2 separate regions of the Mus musculus genome follow, and region 2 is linked to region 1. Evidence: chromatin loops called from intact Hi-C (ENCODE). Cell type or tissue: heart. All regions are shown on one strand. Links, peaks and the distances in the headings refer to the core of each region. The heading gives the core; the rest is flanking DNA.

Region 1 (15,854 bases), core at 5,705-10,704:
CAGGAAAGACCCTGAGATAAAGCAGGGAGCAGGGGAGGGCAGGAGAAATCAGTCACTCCGGAAACAGAGATGACATCACCTGTCACTCCTTCCCAGGCTTCCTGCGTGGTGGACATCGAGGACAGCAGTGGGTGGACAGCCCTTCACCATGCAGGTAGGTGCAGCTAGATTCTCCCGAATTCAAGGAAGGCCCTCTACCAACGAGCTACATCCACAGCCCTCACTAGGGAACTCTAGGTGGGGCTCCTCCCTGACCACGCCCCCAGCCCCTCAGACCACGCCCCCCAGCCCCTCACTGGGATTCTAACAGGGACTCTACCCTGACCACGCCCTTAGTTTTTAAAGAATCTGTGTTCATGTGTCCCTGCGTGTGGCCTGTGGAAGTCAAAGACAATCTTAAGGTGTCATCATCAGGTACCCTCCACACCCTCTGAGACAGGGTCTCTCTCTGAAACTGGTCTTCACGATTAAAGCTAGGTTGGCTGACCAGTGAACCTTGGATCCCCCTGCCTCTGCCTTCCTGGTGCTGGGGTCACAGACATGCACTCCCATACCTGACTTATGTGAGTTTTGGGAATAAGGCGCAGGTCCTCAGACTTCCTAGCCCTCTCAGTATGTTGACATAGAGTCTCTCTCTGTAGCCTAGGCTTAACCTTGAAGTCAGGGTTCTACTGCCTCCGCCTCTGGGTTTTTGGGTGACAGATGTGGGCCACTGTCCCTATCTGCTTTGCTTCTTTTGACCTGAATGCAGTCCCCAACAGAACCAGGCCCTTTTGCCCATTGCACAAAGAAGTTAGGCACATGTACTAGTGGGGGAACCCTATTCCTTGGACCCCAAAGCCTAGTCCCTGGGTGTACAAAGTGGGGTGCCTAGAACCCTAATTCCCTCCAGGGTCTCCTGGGTGCCTTGATTGCAGATAGGTCCTCCAGCACACCCCTCAAACCCAGACTCCATCCTCAGAGCAATTAAGGACTTACTGGAGCCAGTGAGCACAGGGTCCAGGTTAGAGCCACCTGTCCCCAGGGACGGCACACTTGAATTTACTTTAGGGGTAAGGTAATTAGCCACTAATTCCCCAGTCAGAGTGGCACCACCAGGTGGTGTCGATGCCAATAGGGGATATCTTAACAATTAAGTTGCATTTATTCATTTATTGTGAGGTTAGGGACATCCTTGTCATGGTGCTTGTGTGACAGTCAGAAGGTGACTTTTAGGAGTTGTTTGTCTCTCCACCGGCTGGCTCCTGGATGTTGAACTCAGGTCACTTGGCAGCAAGCACTTTTACCAACTGAGCCATCTTTGAGACCCATTTTTTAATAAGTTGTTTTTATTTGATTTTACATTTTTGTGAAAAAATATTTTAAAAATGTGTATGAGTGTGGTTTGGTTGCATGCATGGCTGTGTTCCATATAAGTGCCTGGTACCATCAGAGGCCAAAAAGGGGTGTCAGATCCCTGGAACTTTTACATACATGAGCTGCCATGTGGGTGTTGGGAATTGAAACTGAGTCCTCTGTGGGAGTAGCCAGTGCTCTGTTGAGCCATCATTCCAGCTCTGAGGTTTTAGTTGAGGTATGGTCTCAATCTGTAGCCCAGGCTGGCCCCTAACTTGCAGCCATCTTCCATCCTGGGCCTTCCAGCTGCTGGGATGACAAATGTTAACTGCTATAATGTATAGTGAGTTCTAGGCCAGCCTAGGTTACAGACTAAGACACTGTCTCAGCAATAAAATTATAGTGTTCTTGGCAGGCAGCTGTCTCTCCCACCTACTCTTCTTTTTTCTTGTCTGTCCCAGCGGCTGGTGGTTGTCTGTCCTGCTCAAAGCTGCTCTGTTCCTTTAAGGCACACATGAACCCCCGGGACCGGGTGAGCTGCTGGGGTCTCATTGGGTGGGAGGTACAGTGTTATCCTTATGATAGATGCTCACCATGGGCAACACCCCAGGCATCATCTGCAAAGCACGGGTGAGACTCATGCCATTTCATCCTCTCTACCAGTCGGGTGCCACACCCCTCATCATAGCGGCTCAGATGTGTCACACAGATCTGTGCCGCCTCCTCCTACAGCAGGGGGCTGCCACAAATGACCAGGACCTGCAAGGCAGGTGAGCACTTCCCCTCTAGACCTTTCCATCATATGCTGCATGATTTGGGGCAAATATCTTGACCTCTTTAAGCTGGTGACCTAGTCACCTCTTCCTCCCTTCTCTTCCTGGCCTGGGTACAAAGACAGTTGTATGGTGTTGGGGACAAGCCTCTGTCCCCTCAGCAGCTCCTTTATCCCACAGGACAGCCTTGATGCTGGCATGTGAGGGGGGCAGCCCTGAGACTGTTGAAGTACTCCTGCAGGGTGGAGCCCAGTTGAGCATCACTGATGCACTGGGCCAGGATGCCACTCACTACGGAGCCCTGACTGGAGACAAACTCATCTTGCAGCTTCTACACGAGTCTGCACGGCGCTCTTCACCTCCCAGTGGTATGCAAGCCCTACCCTTGCTCTCCTAGGCAGTTTCTGGCCATCTCCTTATATGTTACTGATAGTTTCGAGGTACTCCAGTCTGCTGTCATGAACATTTTCATGCTTCTTAACTCAGGGCAGTTTCAAGAAGCCTCAGTGGTCTGAGGATCCACTGTGATTTTCTGGGTCATCCTTAGTATAGAGACTCTGCCTTTCCTAAGAGGTGGCACCCCACCCACCCACTCCAACCTGGAGCTCCAGTGCCCTGAGTCTCTGAGAGATTAAAGGTTCTCCCCACCCAGGACTCTACCCATAGGTCTCTCTACCTTACTGTCCCTTATTCAGAGGCTGGACTTTGTGGTGCCTGACTAGGAGACCAGAGCAGTTAGATCTGAGTTTGTGGTTAGCCTGAGGTACAGAGCGAGACTCACAGTATGAACAAAAGAAGCACTAATGCTTTGGAAGCTTTGAGAGCCTGTGGAATACCTTGGGTTGGCCAGTGACCTTTCTGAGAACTGAGAACTGTGTGCTGAGAACTGGGAACTGTGTGCCCGACTGTTTCCCCTCTCTCCCCAGCCTCTCTAGAGGAGGACTCCGGAGAGGCCTCATCCCAGGTAGGAATCCGGAATCCGTGAACGTCCCCAGTGCTATGCACCACTCACTGTCCCCTGACCTACAGGAAGAGACAGACCTCTATGTACAGAGTTCTGTCATGGCCCCTATCCAGGATCTGTCCCTGCTCAGTGGCAGTGACACGAACACCAGCAGTCCTGCACACTAGGGACAGTGGATCTGGGACAGGTGACTGAGGACTGGGGTTGCTAAGGGCTGCTTCAGGCAGAGCAAGAGCGGGCCTGGCCACTTTCCACATTCCTGCCCTGGGTCTGCTGTGTCTCAGGCTTCATGGAGAATAGAAAATGACATAGAAGCCGACAGAGCCAGGGAAAGTATAAAGTACCAACAGCGAACCGTACGATCTAGAGTAAGTGGGAAGACACGGGGTCCTTCACAGTATGGAGGAGGCAGGGGAGCTGAGGCTGCTGACAGCAGCGGGTGGTCACATTGTATCCCCGAAGTGGATCCTGGCCCTGTACCCATGTGCTACACCCCCTCTGCCCATACCAGAACTCAGTGTCAAGCCATGAGAAACAAGGAGCCCCCAAGAAGAGGAAGGCACCCCAGCCTCCAGCCAGCACACCAGTTCCTGTAAGAGTTGGGGGGAGCCTGTGGCAAGGTGGGATTCTGCTAGCTCTAGAGACTTTACCTAAAGTGGTGTCCCCTGATGGGGAGGGGACAGGACGATCGGGATGCTTATGAGGAGATTGTACGCCTGAGACAAGAGAGAGGCCGGCTCCTGCAAAAGATCAGGGGCCTGGAACAGCACAAGGAACGGAGGAGGAAGGAGGTTAGGAGGCTGCAGCCCTGCAGTCTGGAGCAATTCCCTGGGATATCATACCACCTACCTTCCTATCCTTCCTTCACCCTTTCTTCCCCACTGTCCCTTTGCTCCTGACATGCAGCCCCCTCACTGGCCTTTCAACAATGCAGGCTCTGTTCAGCCCTAGGGCCTTTGCCCATGGTGTCTGCAGTACAGAATTGCTGTCTCTCCAGCTGTCCCCAAGGCTCCCTTTCTCCAACATCTCCCCTGCCACCATATTTGAAATTGTATGCTTCTTTCATTTCACCAGAGCACTCTACCACTCAAAGGCATGCTCGTGAGGGCAGGCTTGCCCATAAGGGCAGGCTCAGGTGAAAGTGCTGAGCTCAGAGTGGATGAATACTGGATGAGGAGTGGCCCACGGTGAGGAATGAGTGAACGCATGCATGCATGAATGAATGAATGGCCCTGCACAGGATCTGCTACACAGCAGGCAATGTACCTAAGCGCCCTGGGTGAAAGAACAGAATGGGGTCTGACAGTGTGAAGGATCGGTCAGAGTGGCACATAGTAGGTGCTCAGTGTACATGGAAAAAAGCCATGGCTACCAGACACTAGGTGGTAGGTGGCTGTCCAGTCCCAACCACTTCTACCTGCAGCCCCTGGAGGCGGAGGCCAGCTCAGTGCACAGCCTGGAGAGACAGGTAGGTGAGGAGGGCACAGCCAGTGTTTGGGAGGGTCCAGTGTCCTGAAGTCCTCAAGTGCTGACCTAGGCCTCTGTAGGTGCAGGAGCTGCAACAGATGCTGGCGGAGAAGCAGGAGGAGAAGGAGAGCCTGGGCCGGGAGGTGGAGAGCCTGCAGAGCCGTCTGTCCCTGCTGGAGGTGGGTGGGGCTTGGGAGTGCAGAGCCACAGAAGGAAGGTCCCTAGGGATTAGGGCGTTGCCTTAGGGGCAGGGCAAGAGGCTGGGTGGGGTGGAGCTTGGAATGGCCAAAGAGATGTAAGGAAAAGCAGGGAGTGAATGTGGAAAGAGGCTTTCATCAAAGTGTGTCCTGCCAGTGTTGGGAGGGGTAAGGGGTGGGGTCCCAGCATGGGTGAGGAGTGTGGTAGAGTGTGGCCAACTCTGACATGCCAGAACTTCACCTATGCACCATGGTGCATCCATAATGTCCCAGCCACACATGACTTCCATAAAAATCACACACTTATCAAGACTTCTGCAAACACACGCACCCATGCAAAGATTCTAGCCCCTCTGACACACACATCACAATCACACGTGCCCCAAACATATAAATATACCAGTCACACACAGGCCACAGCCCTCACACAGACACAGACACCCACACACTGCTCAGAGTGTGCAATTAGAGTTGGTGATATAGACCAGTCAATAAAGAGGTTGCTGCCAACCCTACTGACCTGAGTCCACTCCCCACATGACAGAAGGAGAGAACCAATTCTTCTGACTGCTGACTTGTACTGTGGCGTGTGTGCACATCCTGCAGGCACACACAGAATAAGTGTGATAAAATGTCCCTCCAAGCACACCATGGCACAGACATACACAGAGATGAGCATGTATTTGGGGATGTGCTGGGATTCAAGCCCAGAGCCAGACTCTGGCCAGAACATCCCTCAGTGATGAGTGCTTGCCTAGCATGTGTGAAGGCCCTGGTCCATACCTGCATCTCACTAGAAGGTGGAAGGGCCATTTGGGTGCTCAGCAGACACAGACACAGCCAGTTTGGAGCTGACCCCCAATCCCGCTGTTGTGTGGATATATGGACATTGTCAGTTTGGGAGGACCTAAAGTCTCTTGTCAGTAAGGAGCAGGGTCTGAAGGTCTACTTTGTGCTGGACTCCTAGAATGAGAGAGAAAACACAAGCTATGATGTAGCTACCCTGCAGGATGAGGAGGGTGAGATGCCTGACTTCCCAGGTGAGATCTGCCCCTCCACACACACACACACACCCTCCCTGCTGCCTACCCGGGATTCTGAGGGGTGGATGGCCATGTGGACACAAAACCACGACCATGGCCTTCCATGGAGGAGGCACATGATGCCAGAAGGGCACAGACACTATGATCCCCACCTGCCTGAGGCAATGCACCTCCCCACTGAGCAGTTCCTGACTGTCCCTCATGGCATGTGTCCCCAGCCTGACTCTGTGCTGTTCTCAACCTTGTCAGGAGCTGATGCACTGATGCCAAAGAACCAGAGTCCATCAGCAGAGGAAATAGTTGCTTCCCTACAGGAGCAGGTGGCTCAGCTCACCAGGCAGAACCAGGAGCTGCTGGAAAAGGTCCAGGTGGGGAAACTGAGGCAGTGGACATCTCTGCAGACCTCGGGGTGGGCAGGGAACATGGTGAGCCCACCTCTTAGCCTGCCTGCCTCCCCACCCCCAGATCCTTGAGGAGTTTGAAAAGGATGAGGCGCAGATGGCAGAAGAAAGTCAGGCCGAGGTCGTCCCCCTGGTCTTGTATGAATCCTTACGGGCAGAGCTTGAGCAGCTTCGGAGGCAATACACAGAGGCCATGCATTCGCAGCAGCAGCAGCAGGAGGGGGAGCCACCCAGGGCTCAAGAAGGAGAAGAGACAGCATACCAGGAAATCAAGGATAAGGGAATCACTATCCAGAATGGACCCAGCGTCCCAGACCTCAACGGCACCACATATGCAGAAACCAAAGCAAATGGAATGGAACTCCAAGCAGGAGGCTCCAAGGGTGTCTGGAATACTGAAGCAGGGGTTTCAGAAGCAGCACCCATAGAACCCGAGGCTGCAGGTTCAGAGGCCACGGGGAAAGACAGACTGGCAGCCAAGGAAATGGACACTAGTGCTACTATGGCTGAGGCCCTAAATGTGAAAGCTCTAGGTGACAATGCCGAAAGTGAGCCAGTGGCTGCCGAAGATACAGGAGGAAAAGAGAATCCAGGAATGAAAGCTGATGAGGTGGATGTGTTGGCACAGGCAGGGCTCACAGGTACAGTGATTAGAAACATGGAGGCCATCGGAGTGCGGGATACAGGAATTCAGGCCACAGGATTAGAGGCTAAGGCAGTGAAGACCACTGGAGTGCAGGCCACAGTGGCGGAGGTCATAGGAGTGAAGGTCACAGGAGTGCAGACCACAGCGATAGAAGCTATAGGAGTCAAGGACACCACCCAGGTGGCCACAGGAGCGCAGGCCGATTGCTGGCAGGCCACGGAGGCAGACTGCACCGGAGCGCAGGACACAGCTATGGAGCCCACGGGGGCACAGGCCACTGTGACAGAGACTACGGAAGCCGAGACCAGCGGCACGGAGGACCCTTGCGCTGCGATCCTGCACCCGGGGGCGGCGGCGGCGGCGCTGCAGGCCGAGCTGGAGACCCGGATCCGCGGTCTGGAGGAGGCGCTACGCAGAAGGGAGCGGGAGGCTGCGGCCGAGTTAGAGGCTGCTCGGGGCCGTTTTGCAGAGGCTGAGGAGGCGGCGCGGGGGCGGAGCCGCGAGCTAGAGGCGCTTCGGGAATTGCTGGCCACGGCCACGGCTACCGGCGAGCGCGCACGCACAGAGGCCGCCGAGTTGCGCCAAGCGCTAGCTGCCTCCGAGGCTCGGGTCGCCGAACTCAGCTCTACCGTGGACGCCGCTCGCGAGGAGCTGGAGCGCATGCGCGGGGCCTCGGTTCCTGCGGACGAGCACGAGCACGCGCTGAGCGCCCTGCGCGACCACGTGACCCGGCTGCAGGCGCAGCTGGCGGACCTGGCGCGCAGGCACGAGAAGACTAGCGCAGAGGTCTTCCAGGTGAGCGCCTGCGCCAGGCTGTCCTTTCAGAGGATTTCCGCGTGGGCCTGGGCGTCTGCGTGAATGTCTATCACATATACGCAGTACTCCGGAGGCCAGAAGAGGGCGTCCGATTTACTGGATGTTGGAGTTACAGACATGAGCCACCGCGTGGGTGTTGGGAACTGAACCCTGGTCTTCTGCAAGAGCAGTGATCTAACCCCCTTTGCTATTTCTCCAGCCCATAGTATTTCTATTTAGTTTTAATTTATTATTTTCTATGTGGTGCACACACATGGCATGGTGGGAAAGTCAGATGGCAGCCTGTGGGACACAGTCCTCTCTTTCTCATGTGGATCCTGAGCACCAACCAAGGCTATTAGGCTTAGCTGCAAGCACCTTTACCCTGAGCCATTCCCGAGCCCCCTGGTCTGTGTGTGTGTGTGTGTGTGTGTGTGTGTGTGTGTGTGTGTGTGTTTTGTTTTGTTTTTATAGCAGAGACTTGTGTGGTTGAGGCTGATTTTGAAAGCCTGATCCTTTAGCGTCTACCTCCCAATTAGAGGGATGATAGGTGTAGCATCAGTAGGACCTGTTTACACAGAGGTGCATGTTGGGCCAGCTCTCTACCCACTGAGTCCCATCTGAGTTGAAAATTTTGTTTTTGCCAACTATATTGTGTGCCCATAGCTTCACAGTGAGGCCCTGTCTCAACAAAACAAAACAAAAAAAGCGAACAAACTTCCTTAGAAGGGATTGTGTGTGTGTGTGAGACAGTTTTCGTTCTTGCTTTGGCCTTGAAGTCACAGTGTAGCTTTGGAACTCCTGATCCTCCTGCCTCAGCTTCCCGAGTATCTGGGTCACAGGCTTGCACCACAAATGAGGCCACCAGGGCACAAAGAGGCCTAACCAGCTGTCCAGGGACAAACAGCCAGTAGCCAGTGGCTCTTGGCAGGACCGGGATGTTACCAGGGTCGGGTGGGAATCAGAACCTTCCTTGAGGTGGAATGGTATCAGTTCAGCATGGAAGGGTGGGAAGAGCCGAAGGATCCAAGCCACTTTGGGGTCTAAATGTCCCGAGAGTCACGCATGGGCTTGGGCCACAGGTGCAGCGTGAGGCATTGTTTATGAAGAGCGAGAGGCACGCAGCCGAGGCCCAGCTGGCCACGGCCGAGCAGCAGCTCCGGGGGCTTCGTACAGAGGCCGAGAGGGCGCGCCAGGCCCAGAGCCGTGCCCAGGAGGCCCTGGACAAAGCCAAGGAGAAGGACAAGAAGGTGGGTTCCCTCCTTGCTCACTGTTGGTGTCCACTAACCCGAGATTACACAAAACTGAAGAACCTCCCAGCCAGCAAGGGCTTGAGAATTTAGCCCATTTCTCACATGTGAAACTGAGTCCCAGAGAAGGAAGAAAGTCTCAGCAGATTCACTTTTGGTGTTGATATGCAATGGTAACCATGGTAACAGATATCCAGCCTGTAACGTGTTCTCTAATTATCCCCATTTGAAGTAATATGCACAGAGAGGTGATACCACTCCGACAAGGTTACATGGCCACGAAATGGGTCATAAGCTGGGATTTGAACCCATTTACATATTTAAAAATGTTTAAAATGACACATATTTATTTATGTTGGACTTGGAGCATGCATGTGTGGTCAGAGGACAACTTGCCTGAATCCATATTGTGCAAGCATGTGGGTCCCAGGGATTAAACTCAGGTAGAGAGACAGGCTTGGCAGCACGTGTCTTTACCCCTGAGCTGTATCATTGGCCCCCAATTGTATCTTTTTGTGTATGCCCCTTGTGTGCATGTGCATGCGTGGAAGTCACAGGTCAATGTTGGGCATCCCATAAAATGAGATAAAAATCCTAAGTTGGCTTTATGGGTTGCTGGGTCTGGCCAGGCAGCCCCAGGCCCTGTTTTTTTTTCCAAGGTGTGCCAACACAGGCCTTAAGATAAGGGGATGCAGGGTGTTTTCTATGAAGAACCAAACCAAAACAAAAAACTGTATTTATTGACCTGGAGGCTCCATAATGTCTGGTCCCTGTTTGCTGTGAACAGACATGGCTGTGTAACAATAAAACTTTATTAATAAGTGTCATATGTGATTTGGAATCCCTTCAGTGGTCACAAAATAGATCTTTCTTTGGATTTCTTTTTCTCCAGATATTTAAAAATATGAGGAACATTTTAAGCCCTGGGCTGTATAAATACAGAGTTTTTTGGAATGTTCTCACAGCATTCGGAATTCTCCTCAAATGAGGGGATTCCTGGACTGTGTTCTGGCAAGCACCAGTGTGGTCAGAGGCTGAGTCAGCTCAGCTCCTGGCTCGAATCAGTGACCCTGTGCCAGGCTGCCCAGGAAAGGTGCCAGAGGTTCCTGGTCCCTGCCTGGCTCGGCATGTTCACTCACAGGGTCCCCTCCCTTTTGCCAGATCACAGACCTGTCCAAAGAAGTCTTTACACTGAAGGAGGCTCTGAAGGTGCAGCAGTCCACCCCAGCCAGCTCCAAGGAGGAGGAGGCTCTGCGCGGCCAGGTGACAGCCCTGCAGCAGCAGATACAGGTACTGGCTCTGTATATGGGGCAGGGGTGATGGGAGCCATAGACAGAGCAATCGGGGTAGAGGTGGGGGTGGCTGGCAGGGTACAGGCTGGGCAGGGGACCTCAGACACTTCCCGAGGCAGTCACTAGCAGCCACTGGACATGGGGTTTTGACTCTGTGGGCGTGTCTCCCTCTAGATGGGCTTCCCTCCCTTTCCATTCCAAGCCCCCTTCTCTCCTTCCCTTCCCTCCTGTTCCCTTCCTCCTTCTCCACCTCTCTTTTGTGGCAGGGTCTCAGGTAGACCAGGCTGACCTCAAATTCACAATGTACACAAGGATGACCTTGTACCTCTGATATCCCCATCTCCCGTGTGTCCACAGGAGGAGGCCCGGGAGCATGGCGCTGTGGTGGCTTTATACCGCACCCATCTCCTGTATGCCATTCAGGTGAGTCCTCTGCCTCCTGACTCCAGTCCAGCTTTATTGATCCCCTGACACTACCTGGGCCTCGGTTTCTCCTTCTGTTCAGAGCCAGCCTCATGGTTTCTGGGAACATCCCTGTGCACTGACTTATTTCTTGGGGGCATTGATACCCTGGGTTTGAATAGACAGATTTGCAAGGGAAAGGGTAGCATCTACCAGAAGCATCAGGGTGTGACTCTGCCTCTGTCATCTCCCACCTCACCAGGGACAGATGGATGAGGATGTACAGTGCATTTTGAGCCAGATTCTGCAGATGCAGCGGCTTCAGGCTCAGGGTCGCTGAGGACACAGCTCAACTGTTCAGTCTCCATCCTTCACCTCTACAAGCAGAAGCCACAGACACCATCTTCCCCAGCTCCCAGGGGATGAACAAGATTCAACACTCAATGGGAGACCAGCCTGGGGCCTTATCGATGGTGGCCAGCTGACCACCCCACACTCCCTATAGTCTGTTCCTCTGATTCCCAGCACTCCCCATTTGATATATTGGGAACCCTGATATGCCACCTACATCACAACCCCCACTCAGGAGGACAAGCTTGGTGTGTGTATGTGTGTGTGTAAAAGGGCGGGGGGTGGGGTGGGGCAGGAATACCCAGTGTGACACACTGGGTAAGGGCAGCTATGGGGCAGGGGACTCAGGACACAGTTTGATCTTCTGGTTCCATAACACGACTATGGCAATAAATGTAAGTGCAATGTAATATTTAAAGAAACCAAGTCGCAAGAGTTGTGTCTCTCTCGGGTGGAAATACACCTAGGAAGGGGTGGGAGTGTGGTCAGCAGTGGAACCCTGTGACCACTCTAGAGGTGGTGGGGTCTGGGATGATGGAGTTGATAATCGAGGCAGACTAAAATCTCATGCAATAGGCATCTTTATTCAAAGTCTCAGACAGTGTATGCTCTCAGGTTTACGAAAGGTTGCATGAGGACAGGCAGGGCTACAACGAAACCCAACCTTGGAAAAACTGAGACAGAGAGAGAGAGAGGGAGAGGGAGAGGGAGAGGGAGAGAGAGAGAGAGAGAGGAGAGAAACATGTTTTCCCTAGAAGCAAAACAGTTTCTTTGAATAACAGCAGCAAGTCATGTAATCTGAAGTAAATGCCAGGAGGAGCATGAACACACTGAGGCCGCAAGACTCTTGTCTTGTTTCTGAGTGTTCCCACAGCATTCGGGAATCTCCTTAAATGACTGGATGCATGGACTGTGTTCTGACAAGCAGGAGCCTGCTCAGCTTACACAAGACCTATGACGCCAAACTAATTTTCTTATTTTCTCTTTCTCTTTCTTTTGTCCTTCCTTCCTTCCTTCCTTCCTTCCTTCCTTCCTTCCTTCCTTCCTTCCTTCCTTCTCTCTCTCTCTCTCTCTCTCTCTCTCTCTCTCTCTCTCTCTCCCCCTCTCTCTCTCTTTCTCTGAGACAGGATTTCTCTGTGTGGCCCTGGCTATCCTGGAACTCACTCTGGATTCAAAGTTACAGAGGTCCTTCTGCCTCTGCTTCCTAAGTGCTGGGATTAAAGGTGTTCAAAACCATCAACTGCCAATGCCAACCTTTTTTTTTTTTATTTTTGGTCATCTTTCCATCCCAGATTATCACCCTGGAACCTCCCCTTTGGGACCTTAATTTTGGATGTTTTTGGTCTCAGACCAAGCTGGTTTAAACTTTTGATGCCCTGCTTCCACCTCCCAAAAGGTGGCATGAAAGGCCATTGCCATCACAGAAGGCTGGGCAAGTGTTAATATTTGGCCAACAGTATACAACTGAGAGAGATGTGAGAAATCTTAATTGTGCCTGAATAAAATTGAGGATGCCTGGTGAATATCAATTGGGTGGCTTAAATTTGACCTGAATGGGTTGGGCGTCATTCAGCTGTGAGCAGAGGGACCACACAGTGCACATAGAGTAACGATCTCTGTGTACTAGACACCCTATGACTACCCGAAGAAGTGCCTACTGTGTGCAGGAAAAGTGCAGGGACGACTTTGCAATAGGGTGCAGGTTCTATGGTCTGTGCCTGGGGTGGAGCCCAGGGTTGGGAACCACCGTGTTGAGTCCCTGAGGGCTACTCTGTCCCTAAGGAAGATGCTCCTGTCACTCAGGCCTCATTAGCCAATCAGAGTCTCGAGGCAGCTGAGTGGAGGCGGGAACTTCCGGTCCGCCATTCTCAGGTTTGACTGCGAGTCTGAGGGAAGCTCTAGTGTGTCCCGTGCTTTGAGCTGTGACCGGCTACTAGGAGCTGTGAGGAGAGCGGGCGAGCTGGGGATCCGCGCCATGGTGAGCGGGGCCGCCGCTCCCACGCGGGGAGGATCCGCGGGAGCCCGTGTGGGTTGCCCAGGGGTGCGGGAACCGGCGGCGTCCGGTGTGATCGCGTTGGTTCCCGAGGTCTCTGCACCTCCAGGCGGAAGCGGGACCTCTCTCTGACTCCGTTCCCCTGGCTGAACCTGCGCAGAGCATGGGACGCGGGAGTCGGTGCTTGGGAAGTGGTCACGCACGCGTGGCTTTCCTCCTCAGGAAAAGCAGATTTTCTGACAGGCAGAGCTCTAGTTTCTCTGTGTCCTCTAAAGTTCTGCACCGGGCACTTGACATTCGGGTGTAGCATCCATCGCAGTTAACTGCACAGTGTAAAGCCTGTGTCATTAACACATTCGCGTGTGGATGCCACGATGGTCCAGTCACGTGTGTTAGTAAGGCCAGACTCACTGTGATTCCCTGCCTAAGTTGTCCAAATCGACCGAATAGTAATTGTGTTTTTGTCCTAAGTGTTCTCTCATGATCTGTCGGTCTCAAACAGCACAGTCTTTATCGCAGGTGTAGGGTAATTTAGAAGTCAGACGGTGTCACTGTGCTGTTTATTCAGCCTTGTGTGCTCATGTTTTCATTCATGATGACCTTTTGTCATCGGCTTTCTGTCGCTCATTGCAGAAATCGTTAGACTCTTTTACTGGACGTTTGTTGAATCTATAGCTCAGATTCTGTACTGAAATAATATTGAGACTAATTGTCTACAATCTTGTCTTGCAATTTCTCTGTTTTGATTGAGTTCCTTGATTCTTTTAATTATAAAGTTATAGATTTGACTACAGATATTTGTTCCATTTCTGTGTATTTCTGGCCAACTTATCAATTGTGATGTATAAGTGATATGGGGATCTGTCTTCTTTATTTACTAAACTTCCTTCATGTGCCTGTGTTTTGCTTCCATATATTCATCACTTGGGTGTTTGGGGCCCATAGAAGACAGAAGAGCCCATTAGATGTCCTCCACTTTTTTTTTTAAGATTTATTTATATGAGTACACTGCAGCTGTCTTCAGACACACCAGAAGAGGGCATCAGATCCCATTACAGATGGTAGTGAGCCACCATGTGGTTGCTGGGATTTGAACTCAGGACCCCTGGAAGAACAGGGTTTGAACTCTTAACCACTGAACCATCCCTCCAGCCCTCGAATCAGCTTTTTTATTGGCAGGCGATGCTTCTATAGTGCACAAGCAAGTCCCTTACAGGCCACAGGAACTCTTGTAAAGGAGCAATTGCTTACCATCTCAGAGGGTTAGTCCATCATCGCCACTGTGGGGAGTATGGTTGCACATGGGCAGACATGCTGTGACAGGTCTCAGTCCAGATCAGCAGGTAGCAAGAACAGAGACACTAGGCATGGCTTGAGTCTAGTGTGAGGTGTGTAATTTTGGTTTCTTTGAAAATACACAGAAATGTTATGGGAATATGGTTTTATTTTAATTCCAGGTGCAGCGATATGGGAGTGCTTCACAGCAGGTGGCTAGGATTTGCTTCATGCTTTAGCAGGGGTGTGATTTTGGCAGCTGGAAATAGTTTCTGTGAGTGTGTAATACTTGGAATTCTGGCAAGTTTTCAGAGAAGATAAAAATACTAGGGCCTCAAGAGGTGTGTGGCTGGTCGGTCCTTGGATAATGTTGGTTGCAGTTGATCACAGTTTGTCAAGTAGTTGTGCACAAAGAAATGAGAAGAAGAAAGTAGATATCCTGCTTCTGAAGACCAAAGAACTTGCTCCAAAGAATCCGATGCCCCAGTCAGTGGACAGTAATGTCATGCTGATGATGCCGTCTCCCTCTGTTCTTCTTTCTCTACTATCTAGTGTTAGAGAAGGGTGGAAGCCAGAAAGGAACCTACAAAGTAGCAAAGGCTGGCTACACGTGGGCATTTAGAACTTCAAAGCCCACCCCTGTGATACACTTTCTCCAACCAGGCCACATCTATTCTAGTAAGCTAAGGTCCTAGTCCCTGTATTCAGATCGCCACAGGCAGTAAGCAGCATTTACTGGGTTGACAGCAAATGTGAAATACATAAGCCTCCGGTTTATGGTTACATAAATTAGCAATTCTGTTGGCCAGAGCTGGAAACTTGTTGTTATAAAGACATTTTTCTTTACTAATCTCTAAGTGTGTGGTGTGATTTCACATTGGGAAGGCACTTTACTTTCAGAACAGCTTCACCTCCAGGCTTTCAGAAATATATTGTTTTACAATAAGGACTCCCATGTTGACTCAGGTTGCCTTCATCCCACCGTGTGGCTACAAGGGCTTTGCTGTCTTCCTGAGCAAACCTCCTCAATTTTTGGGTTAATGGTTTGTAGTTCCACACAGTTCTAAATAATATCTGTGTGCAGCCGGGCGTGATGGCGCACGCCTTTGATCCCAGCACTCGGGAGGCAGAGGCAGGCGGATTTCTGAGTTTGAGGCCAGCCTGGTCTACAGAGTGAGTTCCAGGACAGCCAGGGCTACACAGAGCAACCCTGTCACACAAAAAAACAAAACCAACAACAACAACAAAAACAAGCAAAAAACAAAACAAAAACCAAAAAACAACAACAAAAACCAACCAACCAACCAAACAAAAATATCTGTGTGACTCACATAGTGGCCTGTCCATATCAGTAACAGGAAAAGGATTTGTGTGTGGCACATGGTTTCTCCCTTGAGACCAGAGTAGAAGGAAGGGAAAGTTTACTTACTGTGTGGATGCTGCAGGGGAAACTGGTTAGGCGATAGCTGGATTACAGTTGGTCCAAGCTTGGGTGAATCAGTGAGCTACAGGGATCTGAAATGGCAGGTGAGTGGCTTGGCCAGCATACACTCATTCACATTGTAGGAATGAAGGCAAATCAAATGGGTGGGTATACAATTTGGGGAGGTTACCTTGGATCATTGAAATTTCCAATGGGGCAACTCTCATTGTAAGTGCAAACCTGGTTG
Region 2 (15,854 bases), core at 4,707-9,706, 400 kb after region 1:
ATTTCAGTTTACCAAATTCTATAAAATGGAACATATCCATTTGCCAAATGTCATTTCTTTGGGTCCCTTCAGGGTCCATTCCTATAGTTAATGAAATTTGGTTATATAATGAGAAAGTAGGACATTGTCTGACCATTTCCTTGGCTGTTGCCAAGTTATCAAGAGTTCTTTCTTTAAACCTTTGTTGTTAACATGGTGTTTTAAAAATGTAATTCTGAAGCCTCTAGTACACTTCCTATCAATAGCTGATCAATTTCATTGCTACCTTGTGCCAGAGGGCCTGGCAGACCTGTATGGAATCTTATGTGTGTTATATCCAGTGAATGACTCCTATTCCTGATTATTTGTTGTAGCTTAATAAACAGTGATATCAATTCAGAATCATCCTGAGTAAGTTCACCAGTTTCTATGGGTAAAACAACCCTTTCTTCATATTGAGAGTCAGTTACTATATTAAGAGACTCTTGAAAATCTGTTAACACCATAAGTATTGCATATAATTAATGCTCTTGAGCTGACTTATATGTACTCTCAACCACCTTATATCTTCTGACTTATATCCCGCCTCCGGATTTATTATCATCAGTGTAAAATGTAGGGGCTCCAGAAATTGGAGTTCTTTTTACTATAGGAGGGAGAATCCAGTTTGTTCTTTTTATGAACTTAAGTTGCTTGCTTTTAGTGTATTGGTTATTAATCTCTCCCAAGATACTGCATGCCCTTTGCCAATGTTCATCCTGTGTCTATAATGAGGCAATCTCTGCAGTAGTAAAAGGTGCCACAATTTCAGCTAGATCCATTCCCAATTGTTGAAGCCTCATTTTCCCTTTTAGTATTAATTCAGAAATCTTTTCTGTGTAGTTAAAAAAATTTCTTACTTTGTTTATGTGCTAGAAACATCCATTCTAATATACAATATTCCCTCTGCATAAGAATTCCTGTAGGGGAATGAGTAGAAGGTAAGATGACTAAGATGCAGGCCATTTTTTGCATCAAGATCTAGATGTGTATTCTGAAATTTCCTTTCTACCAGAGCTAACTCTTTCTCAACCTCAGTTGATGATTTCCTTGGGCTATTTAAATCTTTATTACCTTGTAAGGTTTGAAATAAATTGCTTAGCTCTTGAGTAGCCAAGCCAGTTAATTTCTCCTAGTAGCTTCTGAAAATCATAAAGAATCCTTAATTGGTTTCTTCTGATTTGCACCTTTTGATGCCTAACCTGTAGACTTATTCTATATCCTAGATAATTAATAGAATTTATTTTTTTCAGAAGCAATTTGCAATTCCCAGCTAGGCAAGTGTTTTTTCCTTTATCAAACAGTCCTTCCAGGATATTTATACCTGAATCAGCCAGTAGGATATCATTCATATAATGATAAATAATAGATTGAAGAAATTTTTTGAGCCATCTTCAATGGCTGTTGTACAAAATATTGACACAAGGTAAGGGTATTTAACATTCCTTGTGGCAGGACTTTCTAATGATATCTTTTTTGGGGGTGACCTCTATTGAAGGTAGGTACTGAGAAAGCAAACCTTTCCTTATCACATTCATGTAGAGGAATTGTGAAAAAACAATCTTTTAGCTCAATCACTATAATAGGTCATTCCTTAGGCAACAAGGAAGGCAATGGGAGTCCAGGCTTCAAGTGCCTGTAGCTTTTCTTTTGTCATAGACCATTGATCAATCCAAATGAGTTGGTCAGTTAACCACCTTAGTAGAAAGGCTGTTGGTGTTTTATTCGCAGTGGCTCCTTGATGTAAAGCTGAATTGTCAGCTCCTGCTGTGTCTTGTTTATGAATAGCCTGGGCAGTCCAAAACTGTCTTTGATAACATTCCTTAACTAATTTGATTTTTAAATTAGGAGCCTGACTGGTTTTGTGGCCAGCCTGTGAAACTGAAGGAATATTAATTTGTGTTTTCCACTGTTGTAACAGATCTCTTCCCCATACGTTTATGGCTGTATCAGCAGTGTACCTACCATTAATTTTCCCATCTGACCTCTGGCCCTGTACATTTAAGGCATCTGGTGCTTTGCTTTATTTGAGATAAAGTACCAACTCTTTACAATTGGATGTCTACTTCTTGAAGTGGCCAACCTGCAGGCCGAAAATCTGCAGAAATAATGGTGACATCTGCTCCAGTGTCGAACATTCCTTCAATTTCAATATTGTTTACAAGTATTCTTAGCTTGGATCTTTGATCCTCTATAGAAATTTGTCAAAATATTCATTTTTTGACCCCTTTTTAGGTTTTTTGAATTGTCTATAGAATTTGCCTCAACCTTGTTATCTCTTTTAATGTCTCTTTCAGAGCAGTGGTATTTAATGGTCCTGAGGAAGAGAACCTTCCTGTCTGGCACTGGGGCCCACAAGAGCTCCCTCCCCTGGGAGTTTTTTTGTTTCCCTATTTGTCTGTTGCTGATCTACAGTCCCTAGTCCAATGTTGGCCTTTGCCACATCTTTTACATATTTCAGGAAGCCTAGGCTTCCTTTTGGGATTTTTTTTCTCTGCAGTTTATTTTGAAATGACCCTGCTCACCACAATTAAAACATTTGAAATTTTGTGTTGTCTCAAGGCCTCTAGTGGCAGCTTCTCCTATTAAGGTCATCTCAGGTGAATGAGGTCTAACATCAACTGTTATATTCCAAACCTTTTTTTTTTTTTTTAATTTTTGAGACACGGTTTCTCTGTGTAGCCCTGGCTGTCCTGGAACTCACTCTGTAGACCAGGCTCGAACTCTGAAATCCACCTGCCTCTGCTTCCTGAGTGCTGGGATTAAAGAAAGGCATATCCCACCACTGCTTGGCTTATTCCAAACTTTAAAAAAATTACTTATTTATTTTATGTATGTGAGTTACACTGTAGCTCTCTTCAGACACACCAGAAGAGGGCATCAGATCCCTTTAAAGATGGTTGTGAGCCATCATGTGGTTGTTGGGAATCGAACTTAAGACCTCTGGAAGAGCAGTCAGTATTCTTTTTTTTTTTTTAAAGATTTATTTATTTATTATATGTTAGTACACTGTAGCTGTCTTCAGCCACTCCAGAAGAGGGAGTGCCAGATCTTGTTACAGATGGTTGTGAACCACCATGTGGTTGCTGGGATTTGAACTCTGGACCTTCTGAAGAGCAGTCGGGTGCTCTTACCCACTGAGCCATCTCACCAGCCCCGAGCAGTCAGTATTCTTAACTGCTGAGCCATCTCTCCAGCCCTGTTCCAAACTTCTTGAATGTATGTACTGAATCTCACATGGCAAAAAGACCAGTAAACGTTAAAAAAAAAAAAGATTTATTCACTTTACATCCCAATATCAGTCCCCATCTCCTCCCAGTACCTTCTCACAAAGATCCTTCCCCAGTTCTCTTTCCCCTTTTTCTCTGAGAACAGGGAGCCCTCTCTGGGTATCACTTCCCTCCCTGGCACATCAAGTTACTGCAGGACTAGTTTCATCCTCTCTTACTAAGGTCAGACAAGGCAGTCCAGCTAGGGGAACATCCAGCAGAGTTGGGTCCCCTGACCTTTATTGTCTGGCCAACAGCTCCCCTTGCCTTCCCAAGAAGTTCTGAGATCATCAGGATCATCCAGCCAACAACAGGGAAAATGAAATGCCTAAAGGATAGTGGAAAAACATAACAAGATCCAGGGCAGTACTAAAGCCCAGCTATCCTGCTACAGCAAGCCCTGGATACCCAAATGAAACAGAGGCACAGATAATCTTAAATCCAATCTTATAAAGATGACAGAAACCTTTAAAGAGGAAATGAATAAATCCCTCAAAGAAATCAGGGAAACATTCCAACAGTTAGAGGCATTAAAAGATTAAGCAGGCTGGAGAGATGGCTCAATGGTTAAGAGCACTAACTGCTCTTCCAAAGGTCCTGAGTTCAAATTCCAGCAACCACATGGTGGCTCACAATCATCTGTAATGGAATCTGATGCCCTCTTCTGGTGTGCCTGAAGACAATGACAGGAGAGTGTATTCATATACATAAAATAAATAAATACCTCTTTAAAAAAAAAAGATTAAGCAAACAAATATAATGAAATACAGGAAAATACAAACAGGTGAAGGATATGAATAACACTGTCTGAGACCTGAAAATGGAAATAGAAGCAATAAAGAAAACAGAAACTGAGGCAATCCTGGAGATGGAAAACCTAGGAAAGAGAACAGGAACTACAGACACAAGAATCACCAACAGAATATCAGAAATTGAATACAGAATCTCAGGCAGAGAAGATATGATAGAAGAACTCGATACATCAAACAAAATGAAAAATCTAAAAAGTTCATGACACAAAACATCTAGGGAATTTGGGACACTATGAAAAGATCAAACCTAAGAATAATAGGAATTGAAGGAGAAGATCCCGAGAGCAAAGGCCTAGAAAACGTTTTCATCGCCATCATTGAAGACTGAGATCCCTGTAAATGTACAGGAGAGTAACAGGATCCCAGGAAACTTTTAATGGCTGTGAGTTAGGGAGGGCTTTGTCTTCCTTCAGGGACACACTTCCAATGTCCCCTTTAAACATTTTCTTCATGCTGGTTGGTGATGGGAACACTTTTAATCCTAGCACTGATGAGGCTTAGTCTGGTAGACTTCTGTGAGTTCCAGGCCCTCCTCCTTCACAGAATGAGTTCCAGGGCAGCAAGAGCTTTCTTGAAAAAATAGGGAGAAAGCAAAAGAAAACGGAAAAATTTTGAGACAAGCATTTCCTTTCTCCAATTTTACAATTCATCAATCTCTGATAGAAGTAGATCATGAATGAACTAAACCCCCCACATAGAGATGGCATTTTATATTAGGTGGCCTACTAAATTATAATTTAGCAGATTAAGTACTCACTCATAGGGTAGGACACAGAAAACAGGAAACAAATAAATTAACTGAGAAGGAAACTATATTACAATGTACTTTCTCCATACCTTGTTTATGTCAAAGTCACTAAAAAAATGGAAATAAAAGCATGGGTTCCTAGGACATCCTTGGGCAGAAACAAGAATGAACTTCAAAAGAGGAGTCACAAATATATTAAGAAAAAACAGGCATGGAGAGTAGCAGGGCAGGGCAGGGCAGGGCATGATGTGAGGCGTTGAGACCCAGCTTTGCCTCTGTCTGCAGCCTTCAGCTCTCATGGCTGCTCACTGGTGGCACCTCTGGAGCATCCAGCAATCTCTTCCTTTGGTTTGCTTTGGATGTGTGCTTTCCCATGGTTGGCTCTTTAGGCTGTTGCATATTCACTAGAGCCTTCACAATGTGGAGGGTAAACAACAACATAAAAAACAAAACAAAAAACCAATGTGGAGGGTTAGGACCTCTGTTAATACCTGAATATCTTTTGGAGGCACATGACTACCAAAATATGCATAATTTCTGATAATATTCATTTTCTGGTATTATATTAAAGGCACTTTGTAAAAGGGAAGACCACAATATTGAAGGACATAAAAAAGGTTTAGAAGATGTAGAAGGTAATTTTCATGTGCAAGAGGATATACTCATGTACCTCTGAAGAAATTGTAATATAACCTGAAGTTTTAAGGAAAAGCTACAGTGTAAATAAGGCCAGCTTTGTGATGCTTTTTTTGTTTGTTTGTTTTTGTTTTTTTCTGGCTGTCCTGGAACTCACTCTGTAGACCAGGCTGGCCTTGAATTTAGAAATCTGCCTGCCTCTGCCTCCCAAGTGCTGGGATTAAAGGCATGTGTCACCACTGCCCAGCGTGATGCTTATTAAATTCTCATAATGCCACATACCCCAATGCCAGGTACCTGATCAATGTTTTGAGGGCATTTTTTCTAAGAAACAACACAAGGAAAGAATGCCTTAACAGATGTCACAATTTTAGTGATAGCCACATGAGAGCCATGTTGTACAACTGCCTGTCCATTTGGGTTCACACCATTCAATTATTGTAAAAGGCATAAGCATTGTTGAGTGTGTGCCTTAGTTACGGTTCTATTGCTATGAAAAAACACCATGACCATGGCAAGTCTTATAAAGAAATCTATTTAGTTGGGGCTGGCTTACATTGTCAGAGGTTCAGTCCATTATCATCATGGTAGGAGCATAGCAGTGAGCAGGCAGTCAAGGTGTTGAAGGAGCCAAGAGTTCTACATCTTGATCTGATTGTACCCAGTACAGGACAGGCTGTCTTCCCTAGGTAGCCACGAGGAGGCAGTCTCCCACACTGGATGAAGCTTGACCATAGGAGCCTCAACACCCACCTCGCTAAGTGCCACACATCTTCCAAGGCCATACCTACCCCAACATTGACACACCTGAGTCGTGCCAATCCCCATGGGCCAAGCACATTCAAACCACCACATTCCATTTCCTGGCCTTACATCCTTGTTTAAACACACAAGTCTATAGGGGCCATCATAGCCACAATGCAAAAGTCCCCATAGTATATCATAGTCTCAACAATGTTTAAAAGTCCAAAGTTCAGAGTCTCTTCTGAGACTTATGCAATCTCTTAACTGTAATCACCTGAAAAAAAATCTCAATCATAATGGAAATTGTGTATTTTCAACATCACAGGATGCACATGACCAGTCCAAAATTATAGTGAGGAAATACTGGACCAAAGCCAGACCAGAAATCAGCTGGGGAAACGCCAAACTCTGCATTTTCATGTCTAATCTCTAACTCCTTTCAGCTTTGGTGACTGAAACACAATTCTTTCTCTTGGCTGGCTCCACTTCCTATTAGCAGTTTTCCTTGGCAGGTATTCTATGGCTCTGGCATCTCTAATATAGTCTCCGAGGCAACTTCAACTTCACACCTTCTTGTTCCAATGTTGGGGATCCACACACATTATCTTCTGGGCTCCTCCAAAGGGCTTGAGTCATATCTCCAGCTCTGCCCTCTGTAGCACTCTGCGCTGTTCTTGGTGATCATCCCTTGGTTTTGGGCTCTCCAGTATGCTCTGGTCTTGTGCTCCAACTAGGCTCCATCAATAGCCTCTCAGGCAGACCAAGAGATCGGGAATGTAAAGGGTAGATGAAAAATAAAAATACATCCCCACCCCTAGGTAATCTAAATGGTTGGATTATAAAGGGAAGGGCCGCTGTGGGAAGCAGGGCTGTAGAAGTTCAGGGTAGGGTCGGGGCATGCCAGCCAACTCTGTAAGCAGTATGGACTGAGGGATGCAGGGAGAAGTTGACAGACAGCCTCTGCGCTGATAAAGTACCCACCTTAGTTTTTTATCCCTGGTTGTAGGACCTAACATTCTGTGCCCAGGAGGAAGAAGGGGAAATACCTACTGTGTGAAGGAGAAGTGCCGGAATGACTTTGCAATCCAGGCACAAGTTCAGCTGCAATGCCAATCTCCACAGCTCTGGGAAAGTTCTGTCCCTGCAAACCACTGTGCATTGTCCCTGTAAGGCACTCTTGACTCTAGAGTGTTAGCGCCTGTCACAGAGGCCTTATTAACCAATCAGAGCCTGGATTCGGACTGCCAGTCAGAACGGAGGCGGGCACTTCCGCCACCATGCTGCAGGTTTGACTGTGAGTCTTAGGGAAGCTCTTGTGGTTCTGTGTGCTGCTTTTTCAACTGCTGCTAGGAGCTGTGAGGAGAGTGGGTGAGCCCGGAATCCGCACCATGGTGAGCGGGGCCGCCGTCCCCACGCGGGGAGGATCTGCGGGAGCCCGGGGTGCGGGAACCGGCGGCGAGACGCGGGGCCCGGTGTGATTCCCTTTGTTCCCCCTGAGGTCCCCTCATCTCCCAGGCGGAGGCGGGACCTCTGATCGACTTAGTTCCCCTCTCTGCGCCTGCGTACAACTTGGGACGCCGGACCTGCTGTCCGCAAAGTGCAAAGCACCATTCAGTGCACGCGCATGCGCGGGTTTCACGGTAGCCAGATTTTCTGACTTGCAGAGCTCTAGTTTCTCTAGAGTCTTCTAGAAGTTCTTCACTTGGCATTTGCCATTCAGGTGTGGGCTCCATCTCCAGTGAATTCTGCGCAGGTGTAAAGTCTGTGCTATTAACACATTCGCATGCAGATGCCACCGTGGTCCAATCCCATGTGTAAGACCAGACTTACTGGGTTACCTACATTAACTGTGTTGCTGTTTCTGAGTGCTCTCTCGTGTTTTGTTGGTCTCTTTCTTTCTCAAACAGCACAGTCTTTATCGCAGGTGTAGGGTAACTTAGAAGCCAGACGGTGTCACTGTGCTGTTTATTCAGCCTTGTGTGTTCATGTTTTCTTTCATGCTGACCTTTTGTCATCGGCTTTCTGTCGTTCATTGCAGAAATCGTTAGACTCTTTAGTGGACGTTTGTTGAATCCATAGCTCAGATTGTGTCCTGCAATAATACTGAGACTTCTTGTCTACAATCTTGCAATTTCTCTCCTTTGATTGAATTCGTTGATTTTTTTTTTTTTATTATATATTTATAGTTTTGGCAACCGATATTTGTCCCACTTCTGTGTATTTCTGGCCATTTTATCCATGGTGACATATAAGAGATATGGGGATCTGTACTTTTAATTTACTACATTTGTTTCTTGTACACAAGTGTTTGGCTTTCTTGTATTTGTGTTTATCAGTTGGGTGTTTGGTGTCCATAGAAGACCAAAGAGGCCATTAGATGTCGCCACCAGGATCTAGGAATAATTTTTTACCACCATGTTAGTGCTGGGAACCAAACCCAGCTCTTCCACTAGAGCAGAAGTCTTAGTTGCTGAGCCATCTCTTCTGTCTTAAACTTGACAGACTTTGAAAAATTTGCATGTGAGTGTGCCCATTTCACAGGCTGAAAACTGAGGGTTAAGGTGATTGAGGTTTGTTAAAAGTCTTGTGTTTGGGAGTTGGGAGATGTCTCAGAGGTACTGTTTGAGACTCGGTCTGTTTGACACAAGCTAGAGTCAGACTGGCCTGTGGGCAAATGTGTAGGGTATTCTCCTGATTAATGATTGATATAATAGTGCTTACCCCACTGTGTTTGGTGCCACCATGGCCACCAGTCAAGATCATTTGTACTTTTGTGGCTAGGAACAATTGCTGAGGACCAGCCTCAGTTGTTTTGGGGTTCTTGAGAATGGGAGGATTGGACCAGTGTGAAGTCAAGAGTCTCAGGCAATGATGCAGGCTCAAGCTGACAGGTGACTCATAGTTGTTCAGAAGCTGAGCTCAGAGACAGCTTTCTGGTTTGTCTTTTCTTTTTCTCTCTGAGTTCATCTCAGGCTTTTATTGGTTACACACTTCCTTGTTATGCAGTAATACATAATCCAAAGCCTTTTCATTACTTTTCTCAAGCACATTAGTTTTTCTGAAAAACCTCATGTAACTATGCCACCAGAAAGCATAATGCACACCCAAAGACACAGTTTAGTGTCTGCTAAAGCAAGTTTTACATTAACCTTTATCTCTCAGAAAAAACTCCACATCACAGGTCATCTAGGCATGAACATATGGTTATAGCATTAGCATGAAAACAGAATGGTGCCTAAACAGGTCAGGATAATGTTAATATTTTTAACTTGTCTAAAACTTGCAAGATCTCTTTATTAAGATATATTCATTTATATATCTATTTCTACAGTACTTTCCAAACTTTTCTTCATATGCAATATTCATTCCTCTTGCAACTTCCCCTAGGGCTCCTTCACAAGCCCAAATCCTATCTCTTAAAACTTGTACTCTAATTTCCTTAGGCAAATGATGCCAGGGGAGTCAAATCATTATGTTCCTATCTTTCCAGGAAGGTCAGCTCACTAATCCAATAGATCCAGCTATTACTTCCTCTGTCTTGTCCCTTGTATTTTCTATGGACAGCCCTGCCCCTAGGCCCAGTGTTCCTTTTCCTTGCCTGTCCTCCTTGCTTCCTGAGGATCACCTATAGTACCCTCAGCTGTACCTCCAGCAGCAAGTCTGCATACACACTGCTATGCTTTCCACCATGAGGATAATGGACAAAGCCTCTGAAACCATTATCAGCCCCAATAAAATGTTGTCCTTTATAAGAGTTGCCTTATTCATGGAGTCTCCTCAGAGCATTAAAACCCTAACTAAGAAGTTGCTACCAGGGCCTGCGGTATTGCTGTGATAGGCCTGACCATGCTTTTGTTTGAGAGATGTAGATTTTGGGACTTTGGATTAGGAAAGCAGTGGAATGCTTTAAGTGGGATTTAATGGGCTAGAAGCATGGAAGACAGTGGTGCTGAGCATAATTTGAATTCTGGGTGCCTGGCTCAAGTGATTTCATAGGGGAAGAATTTTAATATGTTTTTTAGACATTGTCCTTGTGATATTTTGGTGAAGAGTGTGACAGCTTTTTGCCTATGTCTGAAGAGGCTGCTTGAGGCTAAGGTGAAGAGATTTAGAATAATTACTTTGGCAAAGGAAATCTCAAAACAGCCTAGTGTAGACTCTGTTCTGTGGTTCACTCTTAGTAAGAGAACATTTTACAAAGGAATAATATGAGCAAGGACAGATACTGAAAGAACCTAGTGGGGAAACCCCCACTCAACTCCCGATTCGGCGTGCACCCAAGAATCACGAACAGATCGTCTTGATGTAAAAACACGAGGTAGTTTAATGGTGGAACTCCGGGTCAAAATGTATCTCATGCAGGAGACAGTGGATTCGACCACGAGGCTTGGAAGCCAGGGGTTTTTATAGAAAAGGGGCTGGGACTGGGGGAGGAATTGGCGCAGTTTCACATGATTGGTTCATTTAAACATCAGCAGACTGTAAATGCAGATAACATTTAACTTAGGTCAGAAGGGCGGGAGATAGGGAGGCTCCAGGCCAGTCATTCTCTTTATCTTTATGGCCAAGCAGCCTCAGGAATGTCTTAAGGATGGGCCTGCCTGGGCATGTCCTGGCCTGTTCTGCTATGTTCTCAGCCCCAGGTTTCAAAGCTCACTAACAACTCTTTGGGCTATTTGACATAAATTACATGAATCACAGGTCTCAAGTTTTATTTTCTTTCAATACAAAATGTATGTTCAAGCATTAAAGGGGCACCAGGAAGTGGAATGGAGCTAAATCCTGTGTTCAAGCAGATAAATAGATTGAAGATATTAAGTGGAAATAAGGGAATGATGGACTCAGGCAAGATAGAACCTAGGTAAGCTTGTTGTTTATGCCTTTGTTGCTGTACGAGGCATAGTTATATCAAGTTAGGCATTATTTTGACATGGTTATTGTTTTCATTTAGACATAAATATGATTGTGTGTCACATTTAACAAGGGATGAGTTATGATATCTGTTTTCTTTTGTCAATGTGACAACATACAACGTGACCATCTAGAAATGGAGGGTATACCAGTGTCTCAGTTAGGGTTTTACTGCTGTGGATCGACACCATGACCAAGGCAACTCTTATAAGGACAACAGTTGGGGCAGGCTTACAGGTTCAGGATGTTCAGTTCATTATCATCAAGGCAGGAACATGGCAGCAAACAGGCAGGCATGGTGCAGGAGTAGCTGAGCGTTCTACATCTCCATCTGAAGGATGCTAAGAGAAGACTGGTTTCCAGGTAGCTGAGATGAGGGTCTTAAAGCCTATGCCCATGGTGACACACCTACACCAACAAGGCCACACCTCCGAATAGTGCCATTCCCTGGCCAAGCATAGTCAAACCATCACAACCAGTGCTCCAGATATTGAGGGAGAAAGATTGCATGCTTTGACCCAGATCTGGAGTCTGAAAGATAGAGGCTTTTGATATGGATTTTGAGGTGGGATGGCACTATTTTGATCCAGATCCACACAAGCCTTTAATCCAGATCTTGAGATATAGTGGCCATGCTGATAAAGAATCTATTAAGAAGAACTGAGGTCCAAGCTTTGTAGTACACACCTGTAATCCCATTATTCAGGAGACAGAGGCATGCAGATCTCTGAGTTCAAGGCTAGCCTGGCCTACAGAGCAAATTCCAGGTAAAGAAAAGGTTTAGGTCCAGGTGTGGCAGTATGTGTATTTAATCCTAGCCCTCAGGGGACATGTAGATTTGAGTTCAAGTTCAGCCTGATCTACAGTGAAAGTTCCAAGACAGCCAAGGTTAGGCAGTAAAGGAAATCATGGAAAACATAAAGCTAGTGAAGATGTAATTGACTGAAGAGGTCATGTTCCAGTACCAAGAAACAGCAGAACTTGGCTGCTTTGGCTTTAGAGCCAAGATAGGAGTTACACACTCTCCCTACCTGACTAAGGAAAGCTGCTGAGGCCAGGTGCTGCTGACCCTGAACGGAGGCCCAGAAAGGCTATTGCGTGAAACTGTGAAGTTGAAGTTTCCTTTGGAGACTCCAAGATGCTAGAGGTGCTACAGCCATAGATAGGATGCCTGCCAAGGAAAGGTTCTGAGAGGGAGTAAAATCAGCCCAAGAGATAGAAGTGTCTTGCACTTAACAAGGCAAAGGAGTTGGAGATCTGAAGAGCTCTTTGACATCAGACATGGCCGTGCAGACTTTGGAGTGTGCCCAGCTGGTTTTCAGTCCTGCTTTGGTCCAGTGTCTCCTCACTGTGCTCCTTCCGTATGCTTTGGTGTGCTAATGCATATCCTGTACTGTTGTATGTTGGAAGCATATGATTTACTTTTTGATTTTGATTCTATTGGGGATTACAGTTAAGAGATTGCATGAATGTCAGAAGAAACTTTTAACTTTAGACTTATAAACGTCGTTTTGACTTTTGGACTAGAAACATTTTGCATTATATTATGGCTACAAGTTTATTGAGGCCAGGGAGTGGAATGTGGTGGGTTGAATAGGTTTTGCCCCCATAGACTCAGGTGCTTGAATGTTTGGCCCATGGGGAATGTTTAGGGTTAGATTTTTTTCAAAACCTACTTTAATAATGGTTCTCAAACACTTTTAACCCCCTTAGGACAAGGGAATGTGGACCTTTTTAGAAGTAGTTCCTTGGGGCCATTCCAGTCTCCTTTGTCAGGATCAGCAGCAGTGGCACAATCTAGCAGAAACAGCCAGGCCTATGCCAAATCATCATGAGTCAGCAGGAGAGAGCAGAACCAGCTGAAATCCAAAGAGACGTTCTCTGCTGTGCTTCAACAAGTGAAGAGGTGCGACCAGTGAAGCACTGCACGGCTAGCAATGCAAGTACTTGTCACTGTCTGTTGGGACCTACTTATATGCTTTCCAATCATCACATGTTCTCTCGAGGGGCTTGCTTCAGCCAAACATCCCATGAGTCTGCATCACATGACAACTAGAATTTCCACTTCAAGAATGACACTTTTAGGAGGTGTGGCCTTGCAGGATGTGGTCTTGTTGAAGGAAGTGTGTCACTCTGGAGATGGGTTTTGAGGTCTCCTATGCTCAAACTCTGCCCAGTGTGCAATCAATGTGCTTGGCTGCCTGTGGAACATAGTATCCTCCTTGCTGCCTGAGATCAAATATAGAACTCAAGTGTGCCTCCATCATCAAGTATGCCTGTAAATTGCCATGCTTTTATGCAAGTTGCCTTGGTCATGGTGTGTCTTCATAGCAGTAAAACCCTAAGTCAGACATAGAGAAATCCCAAGATTAGGGGAAAATTGACTTTTCAGGAATAGACAGATGTAGAAACATAGACTGCATTTATATTAAGTCCCTTTAACATGTGACAGGTGGATCCAAGTCTTGTGACTTCTTTGATTCCCCGAAGCTTATGTGAATTTTTAGTTTACAAAAGGAGATATATTAGCATTACCATTGTTTTGACATCCACATGGTAGAAAAAGAAGTTAACAGGTGTCTGTAAGACAGCAGGAGCAAACTCATGCCTTTGGGTCTTTGTAAAAAACTATACCTTTAGGTTAAAAAGACATGAGTTTTGTTTTTTTTTTAAAGAGAGCCAGATATATATAGATTGGGCAGAGGTGTTTTAGTCTGATGAAAAGCATCTTTAAGTTATATCTAAAAGACTGAAAAAATCCTGAGCTTGTGAGTGAGAAATAAAGTCAGTGCGCCATCAAACCTTGAACTTCTGAAGTCTCACAGCAATAACGGCACAGTAGGGGAAAGAAATCTGAAACTTTGTTTTATTACTATACATTTTAAATCATTTTTGAGATCCTTAAAACTTATTTAAGTTTTTTATTCTTGGACCTTGCAAGGGTTTTGAATCTTTTTTTCTTTTAATCATTTATCAGAGACATAAGTAGTTATTTTTGAGACAGTCATTGTAAGGTATGTTCTTTTTTTTTTTTTTCCAAGACAGGGTTTCTCTGTGTAGCCCTGGCTGTCCTGGAACTCACTTTGTAGACCAGGCTGGCCTCGAATTCAGAAATCCGCCTGCCTCTGCCTCCCAAGTGCTGGGATTAAAGGCATGCGCCACCACGCCCGGTTATAAAGTATGTTCTTTTGGTCAAAGTTATACCTGAAACCTGTTTAGCACATGGGAGAACCGGCCCCACACCTTGTTTGGATAGCATAGTAGAGCTGACCCTTGTGGGCACTTGGACAAGCTAGCCCTGAAGACATGAAAGTGGGAGTGCTGGCCCCTCCCATCATTTGCTGTGTATGGGTGATGGAAAGATGCCCTCCGCCCTCTCAACCCTTGTCACTTGTGCATGGCCGACCAGCTGGCTCTGTACCTCACTGATTTTAGCACTGGGGAGAGCTGGCCCTGTGCCTTGCCTGAGTAGCACAGTAAATCTGGCCCTAGTGTAGATGTGGGCCAGCCAGCTCAGAGTGCAGAGAGTGGGAAATTTAGCCCTGATTTTTGCCTGCTATATCATTGAGTTGTCTCGCTGGGGAAGTGCTGTAGACCTTGCCCTGGTGGTAGTATGTGAGAGAGCTGGTGGTCTGACCAACTCAGCTGTTACCCAGATGCAGATCCAGGGCTGTGAGTTAGCTGACCTCAACATCTACCTCATCTATAAACTGCTGGAGGTCATGAAGGGGCCATTGTTGCAGATCCAAAGCTGTAGGATCTCCATGACACAGAGATCTGGTGAATATCCAATATTGGTAGTGTAGCAGACGGAGGCCTCAAACAAGACCAGTTGTAATGAACATTTGCAGGTAAATTGTGTGGACAAGAGTATATGACTCAGATGACTTCCAGAGCCCAGTATTCTTTCTACTATAGCAAGAACACAAACTTCTGTGTGACTGGCTTCTTGATTTTCTGATTTTCTTTGAGAGTAAGTAGCTAAAGTCTTCTAAATTCTGCTCCAGTACTAATTGATGCCTACAAACAACAGTAGCAAAAAAATGTCCTCACATATATGTTCTTGGTTAGTGTAGAAAGACTCTACTGTGACTTATCTAATCACATGGCTAAAATTCAGGACAGGTGCTCTCCTGGGTCAGGTGCAGCATGGAGGGTTATTTGATTAAAAAAACAAAGAAACAACCACCACCACAACAACAACAAATCAGATAGGCAGAGAGGGTCCATGAAGTCATGAAAGATGGGAGAGCCCTGCACAAGGGAAGAAGCAGGGCATTTTGCATAGTCCCTTCATCATCCAGAGACCAGAGAATGTCCTGGCTTACATGGAATAATCAGTCTCTAACTAATATTCATCTTTTCTTGAGCTTGCAGAAAACCCTCTCAATATATTCATACATGTAATTGAAATATAGTATGAAGATTTTAATCCATGGAGGCTTCTTTTCTCTTTGTGCATATTCAGAAGACCACTCCTTCTTCATTTGTGTCCCATTGCTATATCTCATCCCGTTCAAATCCTATTTATTACCTGCTTCTCTGACTGCCCTTCTTCAGTGCAGGCATGAAGTTTAGAGTTCATGAGGCTGATGGCTCGTGACCACATGCCCCTCCTTTTAGATTCACAGGCACGGTATGGGAAGTTGATTACCATTACAAGTCCTTACCATTTTGAGGCTTATGACCATCTTCCTTTGTTCATATACCTTTTGT

The links. Peaks named below come from ENCODE experiments on the same cell type or tissue, not always from the same donor. Only the 100,000 strongest peaks of a DNase experiment are listed, where the experiment ranks them.
Region 2: a loop joins it to region 1, with 3 times the contacts of the local background. A loop is called at or near these places in 5 of 42 quality-filtered maps.

What each region holds. Positions count from the first base shown.
Region 1 is chr10:81,636,273-81,652,126 of GRCm38, forward strand. Ankrd24 (ankyrin repeat domain 24) reads left to right here. Exons shown (of 20, transcript NM_001374016.1): 6 at 97-154; 7 at 1,797-1,867; 8 at 1,999-2,105; 9 at 2,289-2,476; 10 at 3,035-3,072; 11 at 3,584-3,664; 12 at 3,756-3,863; 13 at 4,496-4,540; 14 at 4,620-4,718; 15 at 5,704-5,776; 16 at 6,029-6,147; 17 at 6,245-7,621; 18 at 10,033-10,161; 19 at 10,521-10,586; 1 more. The coding sequence ends at 10,905. It overlaps Gm10778 (predicted gene 10778), which reads left to right and starts at 12,797. Exons shown (of 4, transcript NM_001142963.1): 1 at 12,797-12,894. The coding sequence starts at 12,892. In heart, for the core only: a CTCF peak has its summit at 7,719 (motif pointing right); DNase peaks (open chromatin) are centred at 6,299 and 7,479; H3K4me3 peaks cover 2,279 bases; H3K27ac peaks cover 1,919 bases.
Region 2 is chr10:82,040,612-82,056,465 of GRCm38, forward strand. It overlaps Zfp873 (zinc finger protein 873), which reads left to right and starts at 7,512. Exons shown (of 4, transcript NM_001319203.1): 1 at 7,512-7,618. The coding sequence starts at 7,616. It overlaps Gm46195 (a long non-coding RNA gene), which reads right to left and starts at 7,437. Exons shown (of 2, transcript XR_001779681.1): 1 at 7,278-7,437; 2 at 5,836-6,975. It also overlaps the pseudogene Gm18556. In heart, for the core only: no CTCF peak of the experiment used is centred there; DNase peaks (open chromatin) are centred at 7,500 and 7,750; H3K4me3 peaks cover 1,547 bases; H3K27ac peaks cover 1,234 bases.